Regions from separate parts of the Mus musculus genome. Here regions 2, 3, 4 and 5 are each linked to region 1. A link is a loop called in an ENCODE intact Hi-C map of the cell type or tissue named here. Cell type or tissue: left cerebral cortex. All regions are shown on one strand. Links, peaks and the distances in the headings refer to the core of each region. The heading gives the core; the rest is flanking DNA.

Region 1 (6,094 bases), core at 637-5,636:
TGATAAGGCAAATACGGCCAAAGATCAAGGGAACTGAAGACCCTGGTGAGAGTATTGCTAAAATGGCTGATTATAAGTTTCTCATTGCTTAGGAAGATGAGAACAGGTAGGAAACAACTGATCAGCTCTGAGAACAAAGTCTCAACGTCACCTTGACTGCAGATTCCGTGGGAGTGAGCACAAAGGCTTACAGCTGTAGGTGGCTAAAGGTACTGAGAAGGAAACACAGCCCCAGGTTTAGGAGAGATGGCATCGTTTCTTTAGCTGACTGGGCTGGAGGCGTGGCTTTACCTGTGGACCGCTTGCATATACAATGAAGCTGATGATCTTTGGAAAGGGATGAGAAATGGTGAGCTCAGAGCAGTCAATGAATCATCAACTAGGAGGCTGCACTCATTAGATGACATTAGGGCGGGTGACCAACTACAAGACTGACACAGAGTTTCAGAAACATTCCAGGGCACAGACAAGGAATTATGCAGCTATCCCGGTCAGGGCCAGATTTAGGTAGACCAAAGCAGGTAAAGTTTGTCTTCCACATTTGTCACCTTCATCCTAGAGCATGTGTCATTAGTTTTGCTCACCTGTCCTACTCACAGAAGGAAGGTGGGGCATATGACACTCCTCTACCCAGTCTTCTCCCTATACGCTCTTCCACCAACTGGTACTTATTATCAACCATATTTAGAACCAACAAGATGTTACAACGGGAAACAAAACAAAACAAAACAAAAACCCATACATTGCAATGTTCAATGGGGATTTCTAGTGATTAACTCTTAACTAGAAAGGGGTTATTTCCGGACCAATATTCTATAGAGGGGTCTGGAAAATCAAGCAACTTCCACAGAGTGGGTGCGTCCTTCTTAGTGTCTTGCAGTTCTGAAAATTCTTCATCAAGCATTGATTTATCTTTTCTGTTTAGGATTGTTTGTCAAAGTTGTTGGTTTTCTTTTTCTTTTCATGTTTGTGTGTGCCTTTGTGAGTTTATGTGCACCATGTATGTGCAGGGGTCCCTGGAGATCAGAAGAGGATTGTTGGATTCCCTGGAACTGAACTTACATTGGCTGTGAGCCACCTGAGATGGGTGGTGGGAATTGAACCTGGGTCCTCCGCAAGAGCATCAGGCGTTTTAACTGCTGAGCCATCTCTCCAGTCCCTTTGCTCAGGATTTTAATCACTCTCACAAAGTGTGAGTTGCTGTGTGGCAAGGCTTGAGCTGAGCCAATACAGACAAAGTGATAAGTCATGTATGCGAGAGAGGCAGTATAGGCCTTCGGATTCCCCACCCATGGTCCAAGGCAGGTGAATCCATTATAAAACATTCACCTCCTTCTATCCACAACCACCTCAGATAAACAAACTTTTAAATAAATGCTGTAATGCAGAAAGGTCTACTGAGGTGCGATGGCAGAGGAGTCATTCGAGGACACCTGATATTTACTGAACAGTGCGTCAAACCCTCTCGCTGTTTTAAATAAGTTCATTCTTGCAACTTAGCAGGTCAGAACCGTCCTCCTCATTTTGCAGATGAAGAAACTCAAGACTTTTCCAAGGTCACAGCAATGGGAAGTAACAACCGTAGGATTTGCATTTAAATAGTCGTTCAGCAGACCTACTAAGCACCTTTGTAAGGTCTTCAATTGAACAAAGGCCCTTACAAGTCTTTTCCCTCCATTCGATCTTGTCACACCCTGAGCAAGAGACAAACACATCTTTAGCTTCAGCACATCAACCACTAGTGTGTTTGAGACTCTTTTAGCCAGGCCCTTGGCAGTGTTTTTTCAAACTAGCTGACCAACAGCTAAGGGGTCATAATTCAGAGCTGGGGGTATAGAGATGCAACAGAGGCAAGAAAAGGGGGAGGGAGGGGCAGAGAGCAAGACTGCAGTTTGATCCATTTGATCTCATCTGAATTGTCAATATAACAAAGAACTTTACAATGACTAATTAATGGGTATTTGTTTGCTCTGCAAATCATTATGTTAGCCTTTCTTCCAAAAGTCTCTAGCCTTCTCTCTTTTTTTTTTTTTTTGAGTCATTTCTTCACTTTTAAAAGTTTTTTATTGGGAATTGTATACAGTATATTTTTACCAGATTTTTTTTTTTTTTTTGCTGTTCCCTCAACTTCTCCCACACACCCCTCCATCCGTCCAGCTTCCTGTCATTTGTCTCCTTTAGAGCAAAACAAAAGGTAGATGTTGGGAATGAGAAAATCAATTTCCATCAGTGGAGTTACACTGATTATATATTATATCAATTGCACTCCAAGGGCGGGCTCCGTGCTCAGTAAAAGATAACCAATGCAAATTGGAGTGTTTCTTTACAGTTACACATCCCTTATCTTTTAAGTTTCTCAACTTGCTTGTATACACACTACACACATACACACATCACACACGTGCACTCACGCACATTGCAGCCTTAAGGTCGTTTTCCAATCAAGGGAAGGGTGGTGGATTACAATGAAATAGGTTTTTCCTTGGTATTTCTAATCACACATCAGGCGACTCAAACCGCAAAAAGATAACAGTTTCTTGGCAGGTCACCAGTTCACGGATCAATCAATGACACCCAAACTCATTTACTAACAACAACAAAAATTGCACAGTAGCAAGGTTCGTTTACTTAAGCCTGGGTCCGAAGCGGTCACTATGGGCGAGTACAGTCAGGGCCACTAAGTCCTGCCCTGTCCCCAGGGAGTTCCCTTGCCTCCAGAGTCCCAAGGGCCTCCTAGCAGTCGCCGGAGGCTCGCAGGCCCTCTGGGGAAGACAGCCCAGGGAGACAGCCGAGGTCCGGGGAGAGGGGTCGCGGGAGGCACCTGGGTTGCTGTCCGCGACCCATTACCCTAGAGAAAATGGAACTTTCCGTTCCGGCCACCCACCCAAGTGCGGCGGGGAAGCCTTCGATCTAGTCTAGGAAAGGCGACCAGGCTCAGCCTCCGGAATCCCGGACGCCGGGAGCCGCGTTACGGGAATCGCAGAGGCCTGCAGTCCCGCCCCTTCGTCTCCGGCGACCCGGAGCCAATGGCCGCGCGCTCCGAGACTGACCAGAGCCAATGAGCTCGCGGTCTCTGGCTCCGGGGGGCGGGGCCGTGGGGGGCGGAGCTAGGAGAGCCCGGGTCAGCGGCGGACGGAGGGTGGCGTGTGCGGTCGGGAGGCCAGAGCTTCGAGCCATCCGGGCTGCGGCTCCGCTGAGGGACCGGTGGTGTGGGCCGGGATCCGCGGGGCTGAGGGACGCTCAGGAGCGGCGAGGCTCGCGTCCGGAAGGTGAGAAGAACAGGGCCCCGGCGCGGGAGGGTGCGGGTTGCCTGGAGCGGCCGCCACCTGGCACCCGAGGCCCAGCGGGGCCGGGCTGGACCGGCGCCGAGCGCACGCCCGGAGCTGGTCGGGCTGGCCTGGGAATCCCCGCATTCCTTCCCTCCCCGCTCCGGGCTCCGACTTCCCTGATGTTGTCACCCGCCTTCTCCAGCCGCGTTCCTGACGCACAGTTCCGAAGCCCCCGCCCCAAAGTCCTCTCGGGATCGCGCGTCCTGGGTGACCGCGTCCTGCGTTCTTCCAGTTCCCGTGCCGTGCTCCCTGATCCTACTCTGGACATGGCCCTAGAAAGTGTGGTCTTCTGTGTCCCGTGAAATGCTACCGTTCCCTGCTCTTGATGTTTCTTAATCCAGAGCGAACTTTTCACCCAGACATCTTAACATTTAGGCGTTAATGAAAGTCCAGTGTTTATAAATATTAACTTTCCCTTCGGTCCGTACCCTTCCTAATAAATCCCGCGTGCCTTTACATCCCGAGAGCAAGCCCATCATCGGTCTTTAGATTTTCACCTCCTCCCCTAAGCGTAAACGTGTCCCCTTCTCCAGCTGGCAGGGGGCTCTCTTTTGGATGAACAACCAAAATTCAGAAACTCAAAGCAAACATAATATAAAGGGCTTGGTCCACTTCTGTTCTTGTCATTTTTCCATTAAGAAGAAACTCGTTTTGGCTTAATTTGTATAGTTATTGGACATTACAGCAGCTGTACTGCTTAAAAGTAGTCAGTGAGTGCTGGAATGTCAGCGCGAATCTTCTGAAAAATCTTTGGTCTGGTCAGTGTTGTAAACAAACTCTTTTAGACCGTGTGTGACTGACTGACTGCCAGCTTCCAGTTGGAACGACTCTTAATTTGAAATTACTGACACATTATCAGGGGATGATCGTCATCGTCTTAATTTTCCAAGTTTGTGTTTATATTTATCATTGGGAATTATTTTTGAGCTCTGATCTGGAATGCTACATTTGTAGGACTAATCTGCTAGTCGGTTAAATTCTGTTTTCCACAGGTTTCTGGGGGTGGGGTGTGTGTGTGTTCATTTGCTTCTACTCACAAGAGAAAGAGAGAGAAAAAATTACAGTGGGGGAAAGGTCAGCTAAGGATAAACTTTATAGTAGAAATTTGTATTGTTGGCATTAGTGATTTAGAATATTACAAATACTGTTACCCGCTCATTTAAAGCAACATTCTTATGTAACTGGGCATTTTGTTCTGTTTTATTTATGACTTTGTGTTTTCATTTTGAAATAGTTTTTCCTAAGAGAATGTGGCATTTCAGTTCAGTGCTAGAATGAATACTGATTATTATATACCTATGAAGTGGGTGTTACAATATCTACCTTCTAGAAAAGGGAACAGGCTCAAAAAACATGGCTCCAAAGCCTGTGCCTACAAACTGTTGTGTTGATGGATCTCTTATCGCATTCCTACAGTTTGGTCTGGGGAGTTGAGTGTTGTCCACAACCCTGCAGTGGGAGCAGGAAGGGGTTTTCCCTGGAAGTGATCTCAGGTGTCATTTTGCCACACATTTGCTTCACCTGGCCCTGGTACATTTGCAACTTGTCTGCTAAGGAAGCAGGAAGTTCTTAAAGCTTTCTCCTCATCTTTGATTGCAAACGTGGATTGATCACAGGTGAGGTTTCTGGTGAGATGATTTTAGTAAGCATTCAGCCTGCTCTGGAATTTATAAAAGATGCCTGAGATAGCACCTAGGTTTTTCAGTTTACAAAATCGGGTAAACAAACTGTGTGAAAAACTACTCGGATACGGGAGTAGTTTCAATGAAATAATGAGTGATACAGAAAGTACTGTGGGTGTTTAGGGATTGGAATTGAAATATTCAGTGGGGTTCCCAGAGGTCAGCCTGGGAACCTGGTTAAGGTTTGGGTAAAGAGGAAACTAGAGAGATCGAAATCCGGATGTAGAACTGCGGCTAGAACGGGACCATGGGACAAAGTAAAGGACTACCATGTGCCGTTACCACAATATATTCAGTTTACTATCTACTGCTTAGGCAACTTGGTATGTCAGTCACAGAACATTTGGCTTATGTTCATGTGCCCTTCAAAGCCTTATTAAATAGTAGGTCTTACTCGCCCCTTTTATACAAAGGCGAACACGTTATTATCAGATTCTATATTTATACATAGATTTCCTGAGCTCTGTCTGAGCCCTTAACTGTAATACGTTCTTTTTCATACCGAATATATGAATGGCAGAGTAAAGTGACTATATTAGGTGTTTTAAAGCTCATGTTTACGCTGGGAATGTAGCCAGTAGTCGAGTGCATGCCTAGCATGTGCCAGGCCCTGGGTGCACCTTCAGGCTGCATACACGCACATTCTCTGTCAGTAGCACTTACATACGGACATACATGTGCAAACTAAACGTTCTTTTAGTTGTTCCCTAAGTGCCTCAAGAGTCTCAGCATGTGAAGTTGTGTAACTCCAGTGCTACACGGTGAATCCTCTTAGGGAACTCTGAAAGGGCCCTGGGAACACAGATGTCTGTGAATGTGGGGGAAATCCCACAGAAGAGATGTCCGTTTGGGTTATAAACAGTGGAACAAGGCAGAGTCAGCAGGGCACTGGCACCGTAGAAGCAAACTATAGCCCGGGTACAGGCACACACTCCCATCAAGAAGGTGTGCTGGAGGTTTGTGGTAACCTGAGCTCACCCTCTAGATGTGGCTGCCCTGGGAACTGTGAAAGGTAAGACCTGATGCTGAGGCCACGCAAAATGAGGAGCTTAAATATTTGCTTTGCAGTTGGAAAACGAAAAG
Region 2 (6,094 bases), core at 750-5,749, 140 kb before region 1:
GACTTCCTTAGTTAGAAACTCCTTAGAGAGCTTGGGAGTAGAGGAGGATGGGAGGCTGCAGGTTAAACTAACCTCCCTGGCAAATTTGGTGTCTACTTGAGTTTGAAGACCACTGCTCTGTATGTGTTAGCTGAGTGAGTCTCTGTATTCAGACAGATGTAGGTCTTGGTCACCTCCCTTGTAACATGTGCAACTGCTCTTTATACAAACCTTTTGTGTCTGAGAAAAACAGGCAACATTTTGAATGAACAGTCAAAGGAAAAGGGTGGGATGGCTTCTAAAGTTGACTGCCATTGGACTCTATAATACGGTAGAAACAAGTTATATGTCTTTAAAAGACTCTAAACTCTAAAATTCAAATTTTGAAAGGACTGGAAAGAAGTGTCCCACTAAACATCAATTATGAGGGGCAACTTGGAATGTAGAAAGGTAGCCTCTTTGCAGGCAGCCCTTGCCATTCTAAAATGCTGGGGAGGGAAATGGTAACAATACACAGGGTGGGCTGCCTGCTTCCCTGTGCCTGTCCTCTGTGTGAGTCCCCAAGGCTCACTGGAAAGAGGTGCATTCTGGGAGCTGCCATGAAATCCAGCAATGTCTAGATTTGACCATTAAGAGAAACTTGACAAAAGAGACACTTAGAAACTGAGTCTCAACTCAGGGTACAAATAAATTTGTAGAAGCGGGACCTTGGGCAAATCTTTTTTGGCCTCAATCCACATTTTTGAGGTGTAGTTAAAAACAATAACCTAAGCTTATCACCTTTGAAGGAAAAGGTGGAGCCAGCTAGCAGGTAGAAGGTAGATTAGACACTCATTTGTTGCGTCAGCATGGTAGCAAGTGTTTCAAATATCTTCATTGGTTTTTAAATTTCCTTTCTGGAAAAAAAAAAGACTGAAGAAAACCACATATACACATTGAGTTCCAAGAAACATTGCAAAATGTTTTAGATATTTCAAGGCTTACTCCACCAAAAGATCTGCTTTTTCAAAAACTGTATGAGTCTAGTGCTTGGGCAATTCTGAAGTTTGCCCAAAGTGTCTTGCTGTTGGATTGCCCTGATTCATTTTTTTTTAAAGCAGAGAACTTGATGATTTGGATATTAGCAACTAGAAACAGATGTAATACATTAGTAAACTGTGAATCAATCCTGACAATGTCTCCAAATATTTGCTTCTACTTAAGACAGCTATCGATGGTCAATTCTACAGAACTGACTTTACGTGATATTATAGCCCATGATATTTATTTAGCTTTGATTTTTGTGACAGGGTCTCATGTAGCCTCCAAGTCACTCTGTAGCAAAGGCTGACCCTTAACTCCTGACCCTTTTTGTTGTTAACCTCCCCAAATCTGGGATTCTAGGTCTGCACATCCATGCCTGCTTTGGTCCAGAAACTATGATGTGCTCTTGTCTGACAGGTATTGTCTAGACTCTTCAAAACCACAAGGTTCTCTTCCTGCTCTCATTTTCTTACCTGAATAAGATTATTAACCCCTGGGGATTGGGTGCTTCCAATTGTCATACTAAGGAAGAGAATCTTCAGTCATCTCATCCTACAGGGGCATCTCTAGGCTTGACTATATACAAATAGAGGAAAAGAGATGCTGCTTTTGGATAAGAGGTTGTCACATCACTCCTCTCAATGAGAAGTTCAGCTATTTAGTTGTCTGCTTATAAGCAGGCAAGAAGCACAAGGGTTGTAGATAAATGTAGGAGACCTTCAGTTTAGGAATGAGAATAAAACTTGGTTATTAACAGTGTTGGATCAGTTAAAGAAGTGTAAACTAAGCAAGCAGTATAAATCTGGGCAGGGCTAGCCTCAGGTTACTCCTGTCCTTTAACATAAGATAGCAAGAAAAAACGGCCCAGTCAGAAATGCTAGCCAGCAAGGTGATAATATAAGTTTCAGTTGGTACAATTAGAATTCAGGGAATTCACCCTGCTTCCCAGGAAATAGGTAGGCCCATAAAACCTTGCAATGGGTTTCCATCCCTTGGAGAACACTAGTTATACCTTCATGTCAGAAACTCAGGATGTTAGCCTTAGAGTCTCAGCTACTGGCAGAGTGTGTGGGTTACATGTGTAAACACAATGAGGCTGACTCATTAGAAAAGGGATATAAAATAATAAAGAATGAAAGCCTACACGTTTGACACAGGAATGTTTCTGGGACACACAGAGGTGGCATTGAAGTCTAGTTTGTTGAAGCAGGTGTTTTTATCCAACTCAGACAGTTGATATGTATGAGTTGGAGATTAAGCCACACGCTGGGAGGCCAGGGCAGGTGACCACAGCCTGTCCCATGCTGTCCTTGGCCCGTGAGAACCAGAGCAGTACACGTGAGGCAGTTGAATCCCAATGAGTGGCTCTGGACATGAAAGGAGAGTCAGGAGAATAGCGCCTGCGTCTGTCTGCATAGGGAAGGGCAACAATCATACTGAAAACTGGGAACGTGAAGCCCAGACTTTCTCTGCTCAGCTGCCAGAGTTGGAACTGTAGTCCTTAATAGTTTCAACTTAAACATGCTGCTAGCCAAACCAAAGAAGTGGGAGAAAGAGAGAGAAAGAAAGAGAGGGGGGGGGGGAGGGAGGAAGGAAGGGAGGGAGGGAGGGAGGGAGGGAAGGAGAGAGAGAGAGAGAGAGAGAGAGGAAGGAAGGAAGGAAGGAAGGAAGGAAGGAAGGAAGAAAGAAAGAAACAAAGGCAAAAACAACGAAAGCAAAACGAAATGAAAAAGACCTATAGAAAGCATGTTGGCCTGTGTTCTGTGTGGCTGTGATATATAACAATGCCATTGCTATTTCAGGGCTGGCTTGAAGGCTGTGTGAGTCTGCTCAGAAACGGTGCCAAGCACAACATCCCAGATAAAAATGGCCGCCTACCTCTGCACGCTGCCACTGCAGAGCCTGATGTGAGGTGAGCAATTCATAGCATGCCAGGTGGAAAAGGCTTTGCAGGAGAAGGGTATGGGGCCTACCCTTCAGTGGCTGATAAAAAGAAGACTTACTCATGGTTTGTAGATAGGACCACACTAAATGTTCTAGAGTAACCTTAAACTCCAGCCTTACTTCCCTCCTGCTTCAATCTCCATCATTTTGAAAGCTCCTATGGCAGCTGGTGACATTTTCTACTACAAACGGCAATGATGCCGCTTGGCGCTTCCTTCATACTCTGTCGCGTACCACATGCCTTTAGTAGTAGTTCAGCATCTCCCAGTCCCAGGCCCTGACCAGCAGCACTGGGGGATAGTTTGTTTGCCTCATTCTTAAGCACCCAGGGTCAGAATGAAGACCTGAAGCTCTGTGGAGCTGAAGGGGTTAAACCATCCTCTAGGCGGGGTGTCTGGGTGTGGCGGGGGAATAACAGGATTTCTTCAGTCATTTTTATAGAAAGTAAAAGGCTTGGGAAATTCCAGGTCTATCCCTGAGGCTCGCTGCTTGTTATCTTGGACCACGTCCAGAAATAACAGAATTTACTCAAAGCCTTGAGCAAGCCCAGACCATTAACTATCAGTAAATATCATAGGTAAGCAAATGGTCTGTTTTCAGAAAAGGAAAGGGAAAAGGAAGGGAAAGGAGAGAGAGAGGAAAGGAAGGGAGGAAAAGGCTTCATTTCGACAGCTTGTACAAATGTTTAGTCATAGAAGTATACTGTTTCTGCAGGAGTGATCTTGAGAAAATAAGTTTAAAAACATTCCCTGCAAGAATTATTCTGCCCTGATTACTGAACTTAAGTGACTTTATCTGCCTCTTGAGTAATTTTAAAAGCTACGTATTCTGAAAGATAAATGCCCACTTAAGTTGTGGTAATTATAGTTATTGCAGTAAATAAAACCCAAAGTTTGAGCACTTCAAGCACTTCACACTCAAGTTTTACTTCACAGCCCAAAGGTCAGTGCTGCTAGGTGGTGGCTGGTTCCCCTCTACTGGTGATTCAGGGACCCGATCACCTCTCCTCTTGTAATGCTAGCATCCTCAAAGGTCACAGAATGTCCCTCACTTAACCTGGTGATGGGCAAAGAGATACCTTGCTCATTCTTGCAAAACCTCAGGCAAATGTCACCGGTCACATCTGTTCTTCTTCCATTAAAAAGGGCTAGTCATTTGCACACACTTCAATAGAATGAACCTCAGGAAAGACAATCCTGGGAGGGCAATCGCTCTGCCTCTGGTGATTCCGAGCCAGAAATGATGAACTCAGACTTCGATGACAAGTTCTCTCTGTCATCTACACCTCAAGTCAGTTAAGCAAAATTACATTCAAGATCAGTTGAGTCAGCTAGGTTCAACCATTGAAATAATTAGTTGAAACCCTGTTCAAGTGCATGTCCTTTTCCATAGACTTGGTTGGTTGGTTGGTTGGTTGTTTGGTTGGTTGGTTGGTTGTTTGGTTGGTTGGTTGGTTGGCTGGTTGGTTGGTTGGTTGGTTGGTTGGTTGGTTGGTTGGTTGGCTGGCTGGCTGGCTGGCTGGCTGGCTGGCTGGCTGGCTGGCTGGCTGGCTGGCTGTTTGGTTGGTTGGTTGGTTGGTTGGTTGGTTGGTTGGTTGGTTGGCTGGCTGGCTGGCTGGCTGGTTGGTTGGTTGGTTGGTTGGTTGGTTGGTTGGTTGGTTGGCTGGCTGGTTGGTTGGTTTTTGGCTTTTTTGAAGACAGCTTTTTTTTTTCTGTGTAGCTCGGGCTGTCCTAGAACTCACTCTATAGACCAGGCTGGCCTCCAACTCAGAGATAAACCTGATACACACACACACACACACACACACACACACGTGCTAGGATGAAAGGTATGCACCAGTGCCACCTAGCTCCATGGACATCGTAGACCGCAGTATCTCTAAACACTGTAGGATCTATCCTACATAGGTAGAACTTTGAAAGCAAAGAGTTGAGGCTTTTTCTTCTCTGGATACCTGATGACCCAGCCAACATCCTCTGATGAGTTTAATCCAGAACGATAAACCTCCGTCTATGTGCTAAAGATAGTTTCTTTTTGTAAAGGGATAGTTGATTCTGAATGGTTAAATCCTGCTTTACGATGCTGCTCAACTATTGAAATCCAAAAGCTGTCGTTAAGTATTTTGAAAGCAGTGTTTTGTGTTAGTCTTCTTCAAAATGGATTGGGTCAAACCCTTACCAACCTATAGACAGCAAATAAAGTAGCTGAGTTGCCTGCAGACACTCTGGGAAGCAGCTTATCCTAAAAGCTTCCTCCTGAGTGTAAAGTGATAAAAATGAGATACTTAGTGGTTATTTTACTGAGAAGTTTTATGGCAGAGTTGCATCTGCTTTAGGTGTTTGAAGCAGTAACTAACCAAGTCACAGAGTTGGGCTGCAGCCACCTGTTTGAGCATTCGCATCCACTTAGCATTGCTTTCTGAGGAAAGAGACCTTGTCTGGCTTTGTAGGCATCTTCCAACATTGCAACTGCACTGGAGAAGCCACGTCTCTTCCATTAAGGCATGTGAGCCGAGTTTCTTAAATGGACATGACTTTTAAAATAAAAGCACTCATTTATTTATTTTGTGTGTGTGTGTGTGTGTGTGTGTGTGTGTGTGTGTGTGTGTGTGTGTGTGTGTGTCTACAATGCACATGGCGAGCCAGAGGATAACTTTCAGAAGTTCTCTCCTTCATTCCTGTGAGTTCTCGGGGTCAACTTTAGGTCGTCTGACTTGGAAGGAAACATCTTTACCCATCGAGCCATCTCACCAGGCTGTACATAGGTATAACCTCAGACAGGCATAGCGAGTGCTTAGGTCTGACTTAAATTAACAGCAGATAATAGTGGTGATGAAGATGAAGATCATGGTGATGTGGAGGTTGATACTGTTACGAGCATGCTCTGAGCAAAATTCATAGAGCGTTCTCAATTCTGACCCATGTAATACACCACATACAAAGTCATACTTGTATCCTCACTTCACAGATGAGGGACTGTGACAAATACGGGAACAAACTGACACACATGAGGAAAACCTGCCCGATGAATCTGCTGTCCTCCTGAGAGCTGCCACTGTGGGCCTTGCAGAGTTTATTGTAATGATCATATTTTATCGGCAAGCCCTTGGCCTGTGTTGCCAGGCCTTATGAGAAACAACAGCCTTACA
Region 3 (6,094 bases), core at 528-5,527, 160 kb before region 1:
CCTTAGAGCTATCATTTCTATAGGATGTCATCCTATCTCATCATAGCCTCATTACACCTTTAGCAAGCATATGAGAAAGTTGATGGTGATGATCTTGTAACCCCAGGTTCCTCTCACTCTAGTGACTCCGTTGCTTCTAGATTAACGCTTTCTCTCAAAATGGGCTGCATCATCAGCACATCCTCCCACTTTTTCAGCTTCTCTCTGACCTGACCAACTCCAGCACCATTTCTTTCACCCTTTCCTTCTACAGGAAACCTCCACTCTCTTGCCTTTCTTGCCAGGACTGAGCCTTTTTTGTTTTCTCTTCTCCTGTGAGCCTCGATCCCCAGGTACTTCCACCTCCACCGGCAACCTTTCCAGTTGCATAGACAGCCCCCAAGAGCACCCCCTTCTGTTTCCCATTTCAGCCATCTTTTGTTTCTCATGCCCCTCCATTTCCACCTGCAATATTTCCACCCACTCATCCAATCTTTCAAACTTTTTTTTAAACAAAATATATGAAGAAAAAAGAAAAAAATAACAGAAAAATTTCCTCTGGGAGCAATGTGGAGGATGTCTGGTTGCAGCTCCAATAAACTTTTTGCTTGCCTCTTGAAAAAAATATATTGATTCCTTTGTTCCCTGTCATTTCATTCATGGCATTTGAAATCAAATCCTCTACTTTATTCTTTAACTTCAAGCCCCATGTTGATGTGCTGCTTGTAGCTGGTCTTTGCTACTTTGTGGATTCTTCTTTTTTTCCCACACTTTATCCCCCCAGTTTCACCTCCTATCACTAGATATAAGAGAAAGGATAGAGGGGGGAGAGAGCCCTAAACCTAATTTCTTTCTTTTAGTTTCTTCTTTGAGTGTGAGTACTAACAAACTGCTACTCCCCTGAATGACCACCAACCAACAATCCCACACACACACACACTCCTTTATCAGGGCCCTAGCACTTAGATTCTCTCTGAAAAGTTCCCAGAATTCCAAATATCACACAATCACAGAAACTATCTGCTGCTGACAAAACCACGCCTCTGCTGGAGGGCAAGAGGCAAGCACAGTCAGCTGCCGAGAGGCAGACCCACATTGCCACATCTGATGAAGACAAAAACTGTCCTTATAATATTTCTATGGTTCTTTTTAAAGAAACCAAAACCCAAAATTTTCACTATACTACCCTTCTTCAGTTTGCCAATTTGGAGACAATATGCTAGTAAAATCAGCAAACACCTGACCAATATATTAAACACTGCTCTTACTCATAGTCTCTGAAGTTTAGAATTATTTTTCTTCAATAAAAAAAACAAGTCATTTATCCCAAACAACTGTGCATTGATGCATAGGACCTTCAAAAGAGGTCCTATGGGGAACAATTATATACCAGGTTAGGTTCTATTCATTGCTTTTATGAAGCAAGTAAGTAGCCTAAGACAAGTAATGTAACAATTATCTCAAAGATTAAAAGCTGCTGTATTTCAATTCTTTGTGGGCAGCTTTGATGGCAGATCATCATTGTCAATTTGATTTGGTTTTAAATTATCTAAGAGATACAATTCTGTTTATCATATGATGATAGGTGACTCAATATTTGGCTCCCCACAGATGTTAGGTAGACATGTTGAGTACCAATCAGAAAAGGAAACATAGAGGTCAGCAGTCTACTCAACACCAATGTCTCCTCCAAAGGTATCACCAAGATATGTTCAGTCAGAACCTACTGAGGTACTGGCTAGGAAGCACTAGTTCACAATGTAGCTCCATCCCTGTCTCTGGTTCTCTGAAAATCTCTTCTCTGGTTTGTGCTCACCAGAATTCAGTCTGGGCCTGCAGGAAACAATTATTAACTTGTTACCAGTATTTGAAAGCAGCTGTATGTTTACCACAGTCTGCTCCTTTTTAATTGAACCAAATCTACTTCTTTATATACTTCTTATCTTTCCAGAGTTCCCACAGGATGGTAGAAGCCTGACTCTATCACCTGATACTTTGAGAAAATGAATAAGGTAAAGATAGTCAGATCATTGTCCAGAATAATGAAAGGGGAGATGACATAATGTTTATTTATATTTAGTTTTCAGAGCTAGGCAGGCTAACACAATCCTTTTTAAAAATTCATGTAAAATTTACACTCCCCTAATTAATGAAGGACTAATGCAATATATTAACATCAAGAGTTCAATAAGAATTGAGTGGATAAGAAAACCCATTTGCATTTGAAGATACACCCTAAATTGATCAGTAAATTCAGTTACCCCATTTTAAAGGTTTCTATACGTTAAAGCAAGCAAGAAACAACAACAACAAAGCCCACATCTTTTAAAGAATCACTGACAGGGCATTCTGTGAATGCTCCTTGAGTGCATGTAGTCTCAGCACAAGGGAGACTGAGGCAGGAGGCTCACTAATAGTGCAAAGCCAGTGACTTCCTGGAAAGCCTGGACTATTTACCAAGATCTTGTGTGAAACAGAAACAAAACCATCGAAACCTTAGGCATGATGAAGTATGCCTGCAATCCAGGCACTCAGAAAAGAGGCAGAAGGACTGCTATACATTTGAGGCCTGTTTTCATAGTGAGTCTCAGGCCAGCCAGGGTTACATAACTAGCAAGCCTCTCTATTTAAAATTAAGTATTCATTGAATTAATCAACAAATAAATACCCATTTTTTAAAAAAGAAAAGAAAAAAGTACTTTCTAGAGAGGCATCTTTGCTTGCTCCTGTGTATTTAGAAAGCTCCAAACTGGCTCTAAATTATGTTTTTAAAGATTGGCATTCCCCTGGCTCAGAACCCAGAGACCATAAAGACTCCTCACCACCAGCGGGTGGCAATGTTGTACCTTGGAGCCATTATGGTGCTGTGAAGGCTGGTTCCTCCTGAAAGGTGCAAAGGTCTTCTTATCTCCTTACAAATAGTTAGAGCTTTCTAGGTTGCCCCAAGACATAATTTCTCTGCTGTCCCACAATACCTAAGATAACTGTGTGGAAATAGAGAGGAATCTAAATTAGAAGAAGGCCCTGGAAAGTATCTCTTTAAGTGATTTTACTGTCCAGTCATAATAGCCCAAGGATGTCTCAATCACCACTTCAACATCTGTCTTCCTTCTGGATTATGTTCTTTTAAAAGACAGAGACTCTACACCCTTTGTGGCCAGGAGATGCAGAGTCTATGGATGGCTTAGTATATTTAAATTCTCCAGGGGCAATATGTTCTAGTTAAAAGAATAATCTAAGATCTACAGATCTCTCTATAAATGCTTATAATTAACTCTAATGTCATGGGTGAGTTCTATTACCCAAGGATGCTCATAATAGAATATACCAAGGGAACTCTCTCAAATCCTCTGGTTTCGATTCTAAAGGCTAAAATGCCCTTTACACTGACACGGCCACTCCACGAAAGGGCCATGGCTTAAGCAGTGCAGGTGTTGATCTGGCCTCAAAGCAGTTGCAACAAAATGGGCTCAGTGACTTTTTAATGCAATCAGTGACTTTCCAAAGAACACCACAGCTCTAAAACTGGAACCCAAGAAGACACAAAATCTGAGGAGCTCAGGCACCCCAAACATTGGTAGTAGCCAGCTGTACATCTGAAGCCCTAATGTCCCGAGGATTCAATAGACAGTCTCTAATACAACTGGAAGCAAATTAGATTTTGGCTAATCAGAATAAGCAAAGAGATGTCAAAATTAGCTACCGATCCTTGTGTTTTTTAAGTAAAATTAATCATCTAAAATAGTTATCCAGGGTTGGTTTTTTGGTTGGTTGGTTGGTTGGTTGGTTGGTTGGTTGATTTGTGGGGTTGTTAAAGATCCAATTTTCGATGAGCTCAGATTTTACTAGAGTCCACACTCAGAAGTTACTGTGAGGAGGTGCTGCACAGTTTCTAAGCACACAGCATCCGTTCTGTTCCTCTCACTGCAGACTGGACACGGTTCATAGACAACACCAAAAGGTACCACTTCAGTACAGGTTTTGTTTTTCCTTCATCATTAAAATGTTCACCTTCTTTTGTCTTTTTACAATAACTATATTGCCAAGTGTCACTTGCTGAGTAAACCCAAAGTTCCCTTTGAATAAACCCCAGATTTCAGCGGTGGCCTCAGGAGCAATCAATCTATAAGATGGCTTTACCAGTTGCCAACCTTTTCAGTCTGTTTATAACTTATGAAATGTTCTCTTTGTGTTAATTTTCCCACAGCAGTTTTTAGAATTTCCAAGTGTCAACTTTGGACTGTTTCTTTACTTGTATTATTGAAGTATTTGTACAGCTATGACCAAGGGGTCAACAGAGCAACTTCAAGGTGGGAAGATTTCCTTTGGCTCATGTAACAGAGGGTTTGGTCCATCCTGTAGGCAAGGCATGGCAGAGTGATTCACATCCCAGCAGTAAGGAAGCATCATAAAGAATCCAGGAGGGGCTGGGAACAAAAGACCCCCAAGGACCCACCCCCACCCCAGCACGATGTCCCTAGCTAGACCCTACCTCCGAATGAAGCTCTCAAGCAACACCTTACTGGATGCCAGTCCCCAGCACATGAGCCTTTTAGGGGAACACATTATATCTAAGCCAGAACAGTGATGACTGTACAAAGCTCTATCTCCTTTTTGGGTAATGAAATACTAGTGTAAAGTTACTAAGCCGCATCTCTCTCAACATTTATGAGAAGAAAATCTTGGCTAACTTCGATGACCATAAGCAATGTCCATGCCTTATAGAGTCTGAAAACTACAGGAGGCACAGAACATGACCAAGACATTCCATTTTTTTAGCCTGCTCTTCTGGTTCTTTCTGTATTCCATGCGTAGAGACACATGAAATGTTTTAGAATATACAACTAATATTTCCTCCCATGGTTCTTCCTATTCATTCATGTCCTCTCTTGCTGCAGACTGGCCTCAACGTGAGGCCCTCAATCTGCAGGAGAATCAGAGTTCCGGTTCAGGTGGACAGGGAGTGACAAACAAATACAGACACAAGGGAGTGTTGTATCTGAATGTAATGTGTCAAAGTGAGCATCAGACTTATATATTACAAAAGAAAACAAAGAAGTTAGGTGATACAACAGTTAAGCTACTTTGAAGTTTTCTGACACAAAACAGAGAAAGGCATTCAAAAGACTGGAAGGCACCAGGCAATGTTTACAGTTGAGATAAGAGTAACCCTGCCTAGAGTCAGCTAATGACAGGGACCAGGAGGGGATTTCACACCCTGTCACAGTTTATGTTATTCCTCTGAGCCTTGTGAAAGCTTGCACCAGGGGGTTCTGCTCTAGCAGACCTTTTTCATGAATAATGCAGTACTGTAGTTCTTCCTTAAACCATAGCCCTCCTTTTTCCTAGGCCATGGTAAATTCTTGCATATGGGAGTAACTTGGCTGCTCTTTTAAGTATCTGTAGGGAATGTCCATTTGTCAGAAGAACTCACCAACTTTCTTCTAATATGCAATGTAGTCTGCCATGCCCAACTGTAATGAGAATTCTAAGTTTACTATTTTGAACTAGCCCTGAGAATACTAGCTCCTATCTGGCAAACGGAGATGCCTGATTACTAAATGTCAGCAGTGGGGCATTTCGTCTGGATAAATGACATTCTTACAAAATTCCAAGCCCAGGGTCAGCTCAAGGACTGCCTAGGACATTGGTGAAGGCCAGACAGTAGAATTCAACCTGATTTAGGTTTAGTAAAATCATTTCTTGGAGGCACCTATAATAAAACAATACTGAAAGAAAGCACACAGATCTATACGCTGACTAATGCAGGGACAGGTTTGGAACATTCATGCCAAGGTTCCAGGAGACTGAGTTTCCATGAAACAATTTGCCTCGGGACTGTGTCCAAGCCTTTAGGCTTGTCACGCAGACTTCACTGGAGTGGGTGTGGCTCTCTCTCTCTCTCTCTCTCTCTCTCTCTCTCTCTCTCTCTCTCTCTGTGTGTGTGTGTGTGTGTGTGTGTGTGTGTGTGTATTCTACCTTTCTGCATGCAGCTGTGCATAGGTCTTTCTGTTTAGGCTTCATACACAGAGGTGAGAAGCATTTAAAACCTGCTCCCTGGGAAGATCAATAGAGATATGATGAATTCTTGGTGCTAAATAGGTAGATGATAGAA
Region 4 (6,094 bases), core at 383-5,382, 150 kb before region 1:
AGCCAAGACTATCTATCTTTAACAGGATGTTTGTGTTCTTGTGGCATGACCTGGAACCTGGCTGTCAAGCTCTAGTAACTCCAATGTCTTTCTCTGTCACTCCATCACTGTTACTTCTGACTGCGTAGGAGTCCAGGATAATTTCATTGTAGCACTGTTTACACGAGGGCCCTTTGAAACCAAGACCATTCACAATAGAAAAAGAAGAATAAAGTACACAGAGATGAACTTAACCTAGAAGGCAAGGGACTTGCACACCCAAAACTACAATGAGGTGCTCAAGTAAATTAAAGAAGATGCCAACAAATGAGAAGACATCCAGGGTTTCCTGAACTACAAAGGCATATTTAGATGTCACTGGTTCTCGGAGAAGTACAATCTCTGACAAAAACTCAATGACTTTTTTATAGACATGGGATATTTCATTCAAAAATGTCATTTGGAATCCTAATGATCTCCCAGACGTTTCAGACAGTTTTACAAAAAAACAAAATTAGAGAGAGGCCTCACCTTTCCTGGTTTTACAAATTATAAAGTTACAGTAACCAAAAAGTGTGGTACTGGCATGAAGGTAGTAGTCATACAGATTAATGGAGTAGAACTGAAAGTCCAAAGATGATTCCATATATCTATGGCTAGCTAGTTTTTAAGAAGGGTGATAGCCATGTGTGGTGGTGCACACCTTCAGTCCCAGCACTCAGGAGGCAGATGCAGGTGGATCTCTGTGAGTTTGAAGCCAGCCTGGTCTACAAAAAAAAGTTCCAGAACAGCCAGTGCTACACAGAGAAACCATATGTTGAAAAAAATAAATACAAATAAAATAAAATTAAGAAGAGCGCTAAGATCACTCAACAATGATCTTCAAAATACAGTGCTTAAGACAGTAGATAATAACAGGAAAGATTTTAAATTCTCACCTTACAGCAAGCATATCAAAGACCCAATCATAATGTGTAGAACCATAAAACTTTTAGAAAGGAGCCCAAAGAAAGAGCATCTAGCAATGGGTTTGGCAGGGATTTCCTGGACATGATGCCAAAAGCACAAGCCACAAAAGAGAAATATAGACAAATTTCTGAGAGACTCTACTAACTGCAAACAGGAAAGCCATAGAGGAGTAGCAGTTTGTGCATCCAACATCTGTTATAGGCATTAATATCAATAGCGAAGTTCTCCATATGTCCCTAAAGGCCAAGATCACAAAACAATGACCTTATTACAAAGTGAAAAAAGAATCTTAATAATCATTCTTCCAAAAATAAAGGGACAGCCAATGACATATGCAAAAGATATTCAACATTGGCAATCATTAGAGAACTGTAATTTAAAACTACGACTAAATACTCAGCCACTTTAACCATTCAAAGGTTGAATGGCTCAAAGGGATGGTTGTTATGAAAGATAACATCCTTTCACACACAATATGTAAGCAAGATGAGGATGTGGGAAATTAGAACCTATATACAGATGTGGTATAAAATGGTATAGCTGCCTTGAAAAAACAGTTTCTTAGTAGGGGTTTCTATTGTTGTGATAGAAAATACCATGACCAAAATCAACATGAAGAAATGGTTATTTTATTTTACAACTCTCAAGTTATAACCCATCACTGACAGAACTCAGGGCAAGAATCTAGAGGCAAGAACTGAAAGAAAGACCATAGCGGAACACTTCTTACTATACCTTCCCCATGGCTTACTCAGCCTGCTTTCTTATTCAACATAAGACCACTCACACAGGGATGACACCAGCCACCGTGGGCTGGGACATCCGACATCAATCATAAATTAAGAAAATGCCCTGTAGATATGCCTGTAAACAAATCTTATGGAGGCATTTTTTCAACTGAGATTCCAACTTTCCAAATGATTCTAGTTTGGGTCAAGTTGACCAAAAAAAAAATCAACACAAGCAGTATAGTTGATTGTTAAAACTGAGCATAAAAACAATATAATCACATTAACCAGCAATCCTACTTTTGAGGTTATAGCCAAAAGAGTTGAGAGCAGGCTACCAAAGCAATTTGTGCACACATGTTCACTGGGGCGTTACTCATAATAGCCAAAAGAAAGAAAAGAAAAAGCAAAACCAAGTGGACACCAAGAGATGAATAGAGAAATAAATATGATTGGTTTGTATGTAGAAAAGAAGATCACTCAACATTCAAAAGGAAAAGTGGACACATGATCCTCCATGAATGAGCCGACACTATGCTGTGTGAAATAATCTAGTCACAAAGAGACAAACAGTGTTCATTCCACACATATGAAAAACCTAGACTCAGATTCACAGACACAGAAAGTACGGTCGAGCTTTCTAGAGGCTGGGCAGGGAAAATAGGGGTTATGATGTAATGGGTACAGAGTTCTGGAAGATGAAAAGGGCTTGGAGATGGGTGGTGGTGGTTGTGCAATATTGTGAATGCCTTAAGGCCAGAGAACTGTAAAGTTAAAATGGTTAAATGTTGTGTATGCAAACTCAACTAACTAGACCACCTTCGTGACCTCATGGAATTATCTCCAGAACTAACCATCCTGCTCTCTTAAACCACTCAGGATACACAAATGAAGTTCACGACACCTCATTGTAGCCTCTCTCCTCTTACTCTTCCCAGCCTCCTCCAGCCACATTTAACACACAGGGTAAATATCTCAGTGTAACCCTGACCTGTGCAGAATGGACGGGCCCTATCACTCCCTCGACGTGGTAATAATCAGTTATCAGTTAGCGTTTCCTCCTCGTGAATTAGTTCACTAATTCCTGTGGAGCCAATATCCGTCTAATACCTTATGCTCCTTGCCAATGTGCCACTGCTAAAATTGTCCTTGCCTAGGACTCTCTGGCAAACTCACAAGAAAACTAAAGCATGTCCGCAAGGTAATACAAAACGACAAGCCATAAAATAAATAAGGGAATGAATAAGAAGGATGTCTTGGCATATGCAAATGTTCCAGGGATATTGCTGGCCTAAGGTGCTGTGATTGGGGGTTCAAGTGGTGTCAGCAGTTGCCAGCTCTTCCATTCCCCTGGCTCAGCTCTGCTCTGCTCCATCTTCATTCTTCTCACCAGGCAGATGCTGACTGCAAGCTTCCCAATTCATGGGCAGTGGAACAGAGAGAGAATGTGTGTGAGAGGAAGGTGGGGAGGGGAGGGAGGAGAGCAGTGCTCGCCACAATCCCAGCTGGAGTCTATTTGCTTTTCATAGACTCTAATCGGTCCACAGCCCTGAATATGTCACCTCGACCACAGTAATGCAAATTCTTAATAGCTCTGTTCCAGGTCACATATTCTGAATCTGGGTCAGGATAGAATAGTCCACTGAAACTGCAGTTTGCCTGGAAGTGGAGTACTGATGACCACCCCGGAGTGTTCAAGGTAAAGCTAGCATCAGGAAGAGGGGAGGTTGAGCAACAGAAAAGACAGATTCAGCCATCTTTCAATGAGTCTCATGGGTACTTGACAGGCTCAGATATATTGCACATAAATGTAATATTCAAATCCTTCTGGCAAAATATTTTTGGGATCCTAATTCTAGGAGGCAGTACAGCACCACATCGTGATGAAAGTACTGTGTATATCAGTCATGAACTGAACATGAACATGTTATCAAGTAGCATGCAGTTTCTAAAACCCCACAGTTGAATCTGGTGTGATGGCATACACTTGTGATCTTAGCACGGCGGGTGGGGTGGGGGGCACAGGTAGATCACTCATGAATTTGAGACCAGTCTGATCTACAACTCATGAGTTCTAGGCCATCAAGGGCTACACAGTGATGCCCTGCCTCAGATCAATAAGAAACAAACAGCTCCGTAGTCCACCTGTCACCGTCGGCAGCTTCCTGACCCAATCAGGCTTCTTCCCAGGGGTCACTACCAGCATCTTTGAATGTGCACGTATTACTAGAAAGTAGGTCCCTCTTTTAAGTTGGGGCCTTAGTTCCAACACCCAGAGACCCTGGGAATCATCTTAACAAAATGCCCTGAATTATGTGAAGATCTGTAACAAAATCTAAGTGATATATGGCTTCATTAGTTGCCTTCATCAACAAGAGCCCTATTTTAAATATATACCCCAGACATGTAATACTGTCTAAATAAGCTAACATTTTTTTAAGTGGAGCAGAATAAGTAGCAAGTACTAAAAAATGCTTACTAAATGCCAGGTTGCTGTTAAGCACACAGGATTAATTTTAACACAGAGTCACTCCACCCAAGGGAGGTAGTTTCTAAGGGAGGCACTTGTCAGTGTTGTCAAGATCTCCACTTTACAGATAAGGAAACTAAGCCCGGTGAGGGTGACTGGCCCACAATTCCACGCAGCTGGTTAGCACAAGCCTGGCATATACCCAAGGTATCTGACTCCAAAGTCATCAAGCCAACCGCACCCTGCCATGCAAATGAGTAGGGGAGCCTGCTTCAAAACATGGACGAGTTAGAAAGCAGTCACTCGCTGTACAAAACAATGTTATTGTAAATAAGCCATCCCCAGCTACGAGCTTGCGTTGGACTGGCTAGCTGGGTAAAAATCATTAATGGTTTCTCAGAAATACTGGGACAGAGAAACCAAACCCAAACTTTAGGACTCGTGGCAGCTAAAGTTCAAAGAACCAAAAGGCCAATGGTCTTAGTGTCCACCCGAGAAGAAAAACACAACTTTAAAACTGTTGAGATATCCTCTCTCTAATAGAGGGGCTTGGCACAGCCTCCCCTGAGGTGTCCCACAAGACAGCTCGCTTCTTAACCATCTCTGTGCATTCCTGCAGTCACCTGACCACAGTCTGTTGTCATCCTTGGCAGTAAGACCTGTTGGATCAATTCTTCACAAAGGCACAGTAAACAGTTGGCTCCCTCATTCAAAGCAGTTTCGTACAACCTTAGTTCTTCTAGAAATAGCATCTTTACAAACCCAGGTGTTTGAAACTGAACAGGTTTTAATTGGGGGGGGGGTATGCAAAATGAGGCATGAGAAGCCAATATAAATGCAGTAGATGAGCACCAATGAAAAGGTATGGCTCTCCTTTCAATTGCAGGACAACAGTGGTGGGCAGGTTATGAGGGGGGCCACATGAGAGCTAGTTCTGCATAGGGAAAGCTCCTGGTGGGAAGGAGGCAGCTACTGCTGGATGCCAAGCAAGGGAGGGAGAGCCCCATCTTCTCCCTTCCCAGTCTTCAGTGCCTCCCTCCCATGTATCCTCCCATGCAGGATAAAGGCATCTGGAGATACAGTCATCACAGATGAAGGTGCAGAACATCTCTGGAGGAGAGAGAGGGAGGAGCATAATGCTTTTCCCAAAGATGGATGAACTGAGGTACTAAGAAGACAGGTCATGCGTCCATGGATGTAGTTCAGTTGGTAGAGGGCTTACCTAGAAAGCACATGCCTTCAATGCCCAACAATTGCATAGAATCAGGCATAGCAGCCCACATCTGCAAATGCAAGGGGTGGATGTAAGAGAATCAGCAATCCAAGATCAGCCTCGGCTATATAGAATACTCAAGGCTAACCTGGGCTACACGAGAACTTGACTCTAAACAGGAAACAAGCAAAAGAGAAGACTGTAGCATGCTTTGGGTCTTGAAGAATAGATTGAAGCCAAGACACTGGCCTTCTTCCCTTGCTGGTCTCTCTAATTTTGGGAAACCAGCATGCCCAAAGAGTCATGACATGCAAAGAGTGCCTAATCCCAAGGCTCCTTGCCAACACGTGGTGGCGTTGCAAATGACCTAGAGTGGCCCACTTTTCTTCAGAAGTGTCTTTTCCAGAAAGGAGTATGTGACTAAGCTGACTCAGCCTCTGCCTGGATTCACTGGGGAGGGAGGTTTAGTGACTCACTTGTGTGGGTGACAATCTGGTCTTGTGGTATTCTTTGAGTGAACGTACTCTACATATTAACAGAGTGTCTGGTTCATGCAGGTGACTCATCTGAAGAAGTCGACCTGGCAATGGTGTATCAGGCAGCATCGAATGGAGATGTCAACTCTCTGACCTCCGTCATTCGGGAGGATCCGTCCATCCTGGAGTGTTGTGACAGTGAAGGTGAGCTGTTTGTGAGGTGTTTTTGTTTTTGTTTTAAACCTGGAATGGAATGCTT
Region 5 (6,094 bases), core at 583-5,582, 970 kb before region 1:
AGTTTAAAGATTAAGTCAGGGGTTGGAGACACGGCTCAGCGGTTTAGAGCATTGCCTGTTCTTCCAGAGGTCCTGAGTTCAATTCCCAGCAACCAGATGGTGGCTCACAACCATCTGTAATGGGATCCAATGCCTTCTTCTGGTGTGTCTGAGGATAGCTACAGTGTACTCACATACATAAACTAAATAATTCTTTAAAAAAGAAAAATTAAGTGGACTTGCTCAGTGCTTGTGCTTATTCCCAGTAACCTTTAACTGAAGCGTGTTGACTACAAACTGCTTCAATAAGATGTTTCAAAAACTTTTTTTTTTTTTTTTTTGGTTTTTCGAGACAGGGTTTCTCTGTGTAGCCCTGGTTGTCCTGGAACTCACTCTGTAGACCAGGCTGGCCTCGAACTCAGAAATCTGCCTGCCTCTGCCTCCCGAGTGCTGGGATTAAAGGTGTGTGCCACCACGCCCGGCTATGTTTCAAAAACTTGTCTGTAATGTGTTAAACATATAGAATTGTTGTACCTTAAAACAAGCTATTTCTTAAGATATCAAATTTAAAACCAAACTTGCATTATTCTGTGTTACACTACCGCTAAACTAGATCTCTAAACTATGTGTTTAGTAATACAGTCTAAACTCACACTTAGAAAATAAAGTAGTAATCAAGACCCATGACATTTACAATATAAAACCAACCAGACATCAACTGTGTAGACTTTCCTACGTTTGCACTATGCGCTCCCGCTCGCTCTCTCTCTCTATATATATATATATGCTATCATAAAGCAGAAAGTGATTTCTCTCTCTCTCTCTCTCTCTATATATATATATATATGTATATATATATATATATATATGCTATCATAAAGCAGAAAGTGATTACTGACCAGATGCATTTATGTTTTTTCAACTTTAAAAATACAAAAACTTTTAATAAGACTAATGTCTGAAACATTTGTAAACCTTAAAATCATCCCCATTTCAATTTGCTATATAGCTAAATGGCTGGCTATTTTCAGACTATCCAGAAATGTAATCAGAAACATTTTTTTCAAGAAACTGAAAGGTTTCCAAATATAACACGGGATCAATCTGACTCTTATTACAGATTACAGAGGAACATCTATTTGCTCACAAGTACTTACAAATTCCAAAAGGACTGCACAAGAAGGTGTTGATTTCTTCTCTATAAGCTTTATGTTTTCCAGTTTGTTTTTTTATTTTGTATCCTCTGAAATATCCAAGTTCTTTGAAGATACTTAACCTATGACTATTTGACATAGAGTTACTTGAAGTCAGCTACCCATATTTACTTTGAAGTTTTCATATGGTCAGATCCAGAGTTAGCCAGGTTCCTTGGATTTAAGAGCAAGGTCTTCTTTACTGTTCCATGTATTTGTCACTGTTGTACTTATCCACTCCAGAAGAAATAGCCAATTTATGTGCCAAAAAGCAGAAACAAAAAGAAAAATTTCACATCTGAAGATTACTTCTAAACATCAGCGTGTATAGACAAATAGCTATCTCAATACTACCATGCTGGTGTGAAAATGGAACATCTTACATTCCCAAGTAAATAAAAGATAAAAAGAAAAAAACGCTGTATTCTTTCAATGTCTTCATTTAGAAAAGCTGTCCCATTGTAATATGAAAAAAGCTGAAGTCAAAAATTACTAAAACTTTTAATAAAGGTAAAAAGAACTGCCACAAAACTTCAGCAATATTTAAACAGTAATTTGAAACTGCTGAAACTACTTGGTACACAAATCAAACATATCTTACAGTTTTGGCTGAAGAACACAAACAGGAGAGGGGAAAGAGACAAAAATAACACCAGATGAAATGCTTTAACCACTTATATAATCCGTTTGACCCAAAATACTGAAGAAATGGCTGGGACTTTTAGTAGCTCGTTGAATTTGTTCACTACTATCAATTCACTTCAGAGATGATTCTTGTCAATTTTAATGAACTTCTGGAGCAAAATTGCCCAAAACAAAAACAAAACTGTAATTCCAAAATGGCCACTTGAAATATCCGGGGCCTTTTAAACAAAACCTAGATGATGATCTTCATACGCCAAATTCAACCACCTGTAAAAGTTGTATTAGGAAAAAACAAAAACAAAAAACTTAAGTCAGTTTTTATTTTCAAATCAAAATTAACCCCCATTTGGAAAAAAATTTAACCTCTGGGGAAAAAATTTTTCCCACACAGCCGTAAAAAGAGAGCTGGGGAAAAAGTCTTTTCCTAGCCCTCGATGAAGTCTACTGAATGAAGGGAGTTAGAAAACTGTGGGCGACGATATCACTGAAGAGTTCCGATTTGAACTGGGAACTGGGTGCAGGTAGTACCCTGGAGGTTGCAAGCGCCCAACTTAAAAACTTTGAGCAAATATTCAAACTACGAAAGTGGCCCACGGTCTCAGCAGTGCTCTTCCCCGATTCTCTCCCATGTGCCAAAGGAAAACAAATGGACAGGTGGTGCTGCCACGGAGCGTCGGGGAACCCGACTCCGAGAGTGAGAGGCGGAAAGGAGCGTGACGCTCCTTCCAAAACGCAATCTCGGAGGACGGAGCAGCTGGATTGTCCCCACTACGGCTTAGTAGGAAGGCCGGCGGGCAGGCCGGCGGGCGGGAGGGGAGCGTGGCAAGGCGAGCGTGGCAGGGCGAGTGGCTACGGTTCGCCCGGGGGCTGACTCCCAAGCCCGGGAGAGCAGCGCTCGGCTCCAGGTGCTCGGCCCCATTCCCTTGAAATTAAGCAAACAGGTTTCGGCCAAAACTCCAGGGGTGGGAGGTGCGGGACGCGACCCGTCCACCCCGTTAAGGACCGTGCTCTCCCCGGGAAAATAAACAGGTCCCGTCGGACTCGGGAGCCGACGCGACTTCGGAGCGCTCGCCTTGGGCGAGCAGCCACCACCACCACCGCAACTGCCACGGAGCCCGGCGCGGCGGGGAGGGCGAAGCGCCGCCGAGCACACGGCGGAAGTCCACGGCTCCGCACGCCGCGACTCCAGTCCCCGGTCCCCCGGTTCCCCGGTTCCCGGGGCCGCCTTGCTGGTGGTGGCCCAGGAAGGCGCGCGTGCCGGGGCCTGGGGTCTTAGCCCGACGCCGCGGGCGCCCCGGCCGTTCCCGGCCTTCGCCGCCGAGCACCACCCCCCCCCACCACGGCCGCCGAGGCCCGCCGCCCACCTCGCCCCACGGCCGCCGCCGCCGCCTCCGCTCCGCCGGGCTGAGTCAACGCCGGCCGGGGGGAGGGAGGGAGGGAGGGAGGACGGGCGGGCGCCCCGCGCCTCACGCCTCACGCCGCCCCCCGGCCGCCCGCACCCTCACGCCTCGCGCCACCAACGCCGCTCCCGACCCCTCAAGCCCCAACGCCGACACGGGCAACCCCTCCCCCGGTCCCCGAGACTCCCGTCCGGGGCCCAGGGGACTGTGTTACCTTCTGCCCCACCAGAGGTGCCCCTGGCCTGGGGGTGCCGCTGCGCTCGATCCCGGGAGGAGGTTTTCGGTACTTTGAATAATCCCCTTTTGCCGCTTTTCCCTCCCCCACAACCAGTCTCAGTCCCAAAATGGCGCCGACCCGATCCGCAATGTTCTGGGCCAAGTCTCGCGAGATCGTGGAAGGTGGCGAGGGAGGGGGGACGCAGCGGAGAGGTTGAGAAGTAAGAGGAGGGAGGCGGGGCGAGGGGAAAAGAGGAGGAAGAAAGGGTGCGGAAGCCGCGGTGCAAACGAACCCACTGGGCGGAGCCGGAGGAGGAGGGCCTCCACCACAGAACCTTCTGGCCCAAGTAGCAGCTCACGCCCCAGGTCAGGGAAGCTCCGCCCTCTACGTCGGCGCCTGGGGGAGAGGAAGGGGCGGGGCTAGACCGGGGGCGGGGCTTTGAGGAGGACCCGGAGGCTGGGCCTGGCGCGGGGGAAGGGCGGGGGCGGGGCGGGGGGCGGGGCGGGGAGGCGGAGTCTCGGCGCGGTGACGTCAGGAGCAGCTGGAGCCGGGGATTACCCCCTGCTGCTGACGTGAGGACGGTGAACAATCCGGAACGTTCGGTGGAAGGGGGAATTCCCGTCCGTTCCCTGAGGAGCGCCTCTGTGCAGCCGCGGGCCCTCCCCGAGCTCGGGAACGGTGGGGTGGAGAGGACGAGCGCAGGCGGTCCGGACGGGCAGGCGGGCTCGCAGGGCGTGCGGCGCTTCTGAGTCTGCCCGGCAGCGCCGCGCAACCCGGAACGGCCGGCGGCGGGCGCCGTTCGTTCGGCTCCGCCTGAAGCCCGCCGTGGCTCGCAGGCCGCTCGGCGCGGGCCCTGAGCGCTCCGTGGGCGGAGCCGGCCCTGCCTGAGTGATTGGGCGCCGCAGTCGCGCGCCACGCGGAGCGTGCGGGACGTTAACACGCGGAAGCCGGGTTAGGGAGGCGCGCGAGGCTCGGCTGCAGCCACCGTTCCCCCGGAGTGCGAAGGGCTGCCAGAGAGCATCGCGCTAGTAATTCCTATTTCTAATAACTCCAAAGGAGATGGATTATTTCATCAGCGTTGTCCTGGGTATCCGCATAGCACAAACGATTATTTAAAAAAAAAAAGTTACGGTATTCACTTTCTCTACATATAGCCAAAGGTTCACTCTGGAAAGGTTGGAGATTTAATTCTAAAAGGAAAAAAGTAGAAGAAATGAGGGAGAAGCGTCCTAAAGAGGGAAAATCACCGGAGCGTCATTTCCCAGAAACTTTTTATATGCATTATAGGGTTTGTAGTTTAGTGCGTTACCCCTATAAGTTCGCCGAATGTAAACTCGCCTTAATTTGTACCTCAATCTTTACCCATCTTGCCCCCTAGGTACAAAGGGAAAAAGGGCTTAAAACTAAAGGATGCTTTTTTCAATCGTGCCAATGTCTAAGATGTGTTTTCCTCACTTTTTACATAAGCTGGTTTCATATTTTAGAAATGATCCAGTTACTCCCTGGACCTTGACTACTCAACCTACCCGGTTTAAACTTCCGTTTGTTTTAGGTGGGTTTGAATATGGGTCGAGTGGGGACGGGAGAGGCAAGGATTCGTGTTGCTTTCTCTAAAGAGCTATGTAGAGAACCTTGAACGCCCGATCCTTTTGCCTCTGCTTTACAAACTCTGGGGTCACAACCATGCCCCACCCCGCCCAGCTCTGTTTTAAGTCTTAATCCAAACTCTTTCCACTACACGAGACCTGAATCCATAAAATTAACGTATATTGAAAAAGAACTTGGGTTGCTTTTGAATTTAGCTCGGATCTCAGCTATGTAACCCAAGCTGGCCTGGAGTTCTCCTTATCCCTTCAAAGACACACCACCTGGTTTCTATTTCTAAGAATTGATATCAAACTAGGCAGAACAGGAAGAGGAGGGAATGCATGGGGACATGAGAAGAAAAAGGGTACCTTTCACCAAGAGTCAGGCATTAAATAAGATGAACAGCACCTGCTTTAGAGAAAACTATTCCAAGAAAGTTAAAATATCCTGGAGTCGTGCCTTACATCTATAATCCCAGCATTCTCTGAGTTCAGATTAACCTCGAGGACATAGCAAAATTCCAGGATAGTCAGGGCTACAAATGAGACCCCGCCTCAGATTTAAAGAATGTTAAAATAGCAATGAACTGTGAATAGGTAAGAACATGTAACCTTCAATATGGTCTTACTCCTTTCCCAGATATTTTCTAGAAATTTGAAAGAAGAAACAGAAAACATCCTAACTTCTCTTACAACCCTAGTGATTTAGGGTTTGACTTTGGTGGGAGAGGGGTTCGAGGCAGGGTTTCTCCGTGTAACCTTGGCTGTCCTGGAACTCACCCTGTAGACCAAACTGGCATCCAACTCAAGAGATCTTCCTCTGCCTCCCCTAGTGCTGGGATTAAAGTTGAGCACCACCTGGCTGGTTTAACCTTTTCAACTGTTAACTGCCCAGTATACCTGGAGAACCACCCTGTGATCTTACTTAAGTTCTGTAACAAGCTTTCAAACTTAACTTCAAAGCACATCAAAATCTTAAATATTTTGATACTGTAAAGACAATGAAATGTGCCGGACTTGGAAAAGCCCACAGCCTTGCTCCTGGGTGTGGTGGTCTTTCACTGAGCCCCTCGT

What was found. Peaks named below come from ENCODE experiments on the same cell type or tissue, not always from the same donor. Only the 100,000 strongest peaks of a DNase experiment are listed, where the experiment ranks them.
Region 2: a loop joins it to region 1, with 1.9 times the contacts of the local background. A loop is called at or near these places in 6 of 42 quality-filtered maps.
Region 3: it touches region 1 in a loop (2.5-fold over the local background); 5 of 42 quality-filtered maps call a loop at or near these places.
Region 4: it touches region 1 in a loop (2.3-fold over the local background); 6 of 42 quality-filtered maps call a loop at or near these places.
Region 5: it touches region 1 in a loop (2.2-fold over the local background); 2 of 42 quality-filtered maps call a loop at or near these places.

The regions. Positions count from the first base shown.
Region 1 is chr13:112,460,982-112,467,075 of GRCm38, forward strand. Il6st (interleukin 6 signal transducer) reads left to right here and starts at 3,089. Exons shown (of 17, transcript NM_010560.3): 1 at 3,089-3,269. In left cerebral cortex, for the core only: no CTCF peak of the experiment used is centred there; DNase peaks (open chromatin) are centred at 3,030 and 4,225; H3K4me3 peaks cover 2,621 bases; H3K27ac peaks cover 1,509 bases.
Region 2 is chr13:112,324,325-112,330,418 of GRCm38, forward strand. It overlaps Ankrd55 (ankyrin repeat domain 55), which reads left to right. Exons shown (of 11, transcript NM_029898.3): 4 at 2,805-2,914. Among named protein-coding and RNA genes, the nearest start is that of Gm41065, 28 kb to the right of the region's middle. In left cerebral cortex, for the core only: no CTCF peak of the experiment used is centred there; a DNase peak (open chromatin) is centred at 2,870.
Region 3 is chr13:112,306,016-112,312,109 of GRCm38, forward strand. The region is part of intron 1 of Ankrd55 (ankyrin repeat domain 55); the gene reads left to right. Among named protein-coding and RNA genes, the nearest start is that of Ankrd55, 21 kb to the left of the region's middle. In left cerebral cortex, for the core only: a CTCF peak has its summit at 2,807 (motif pointing right); a DNase peak (open chromatin) is centred at 2,817.
Region 4 is chr13:112,312,509-112,318,602 of GRCm38, forward strand. It overlaps Ankrd55 (ankyrin repeat domain 55), which reads left to right. Exons shown (of 11, transcript NM_029898.3): 2 at 5,917-6,039. Among named protein-coding and RNA genes, the nearest start is that of Ankrd55, 27 kb to the left of the region's middle. In left cerebral cortex, for the core only: no CTCF peak of the experiment used is centred there; DNase peaks (open chromatin) are centred at 3,160 and 5,218.
Region 5 is chr13:111,486,287-111,492,380 of GRCm38, forward strand. It overlaps Gpbp1 (GC-rich promoter binding protein 1), which reads right to left and starts at 3,841. Exons shown (of 13, transcript NM_028487.5): 1 at 3,432-3,841; 2 at 1,137-2,084. In left cerebral cortex, for the core only: no CTCF peak of the experiment used is centred there; DNase peaks (open chromatin) are centred at 2,514, 2,890, 3,734 and 4,295; H3K4me3 peaks cover 2,720 bases; H3K27ac peaks cover 1,787 bases.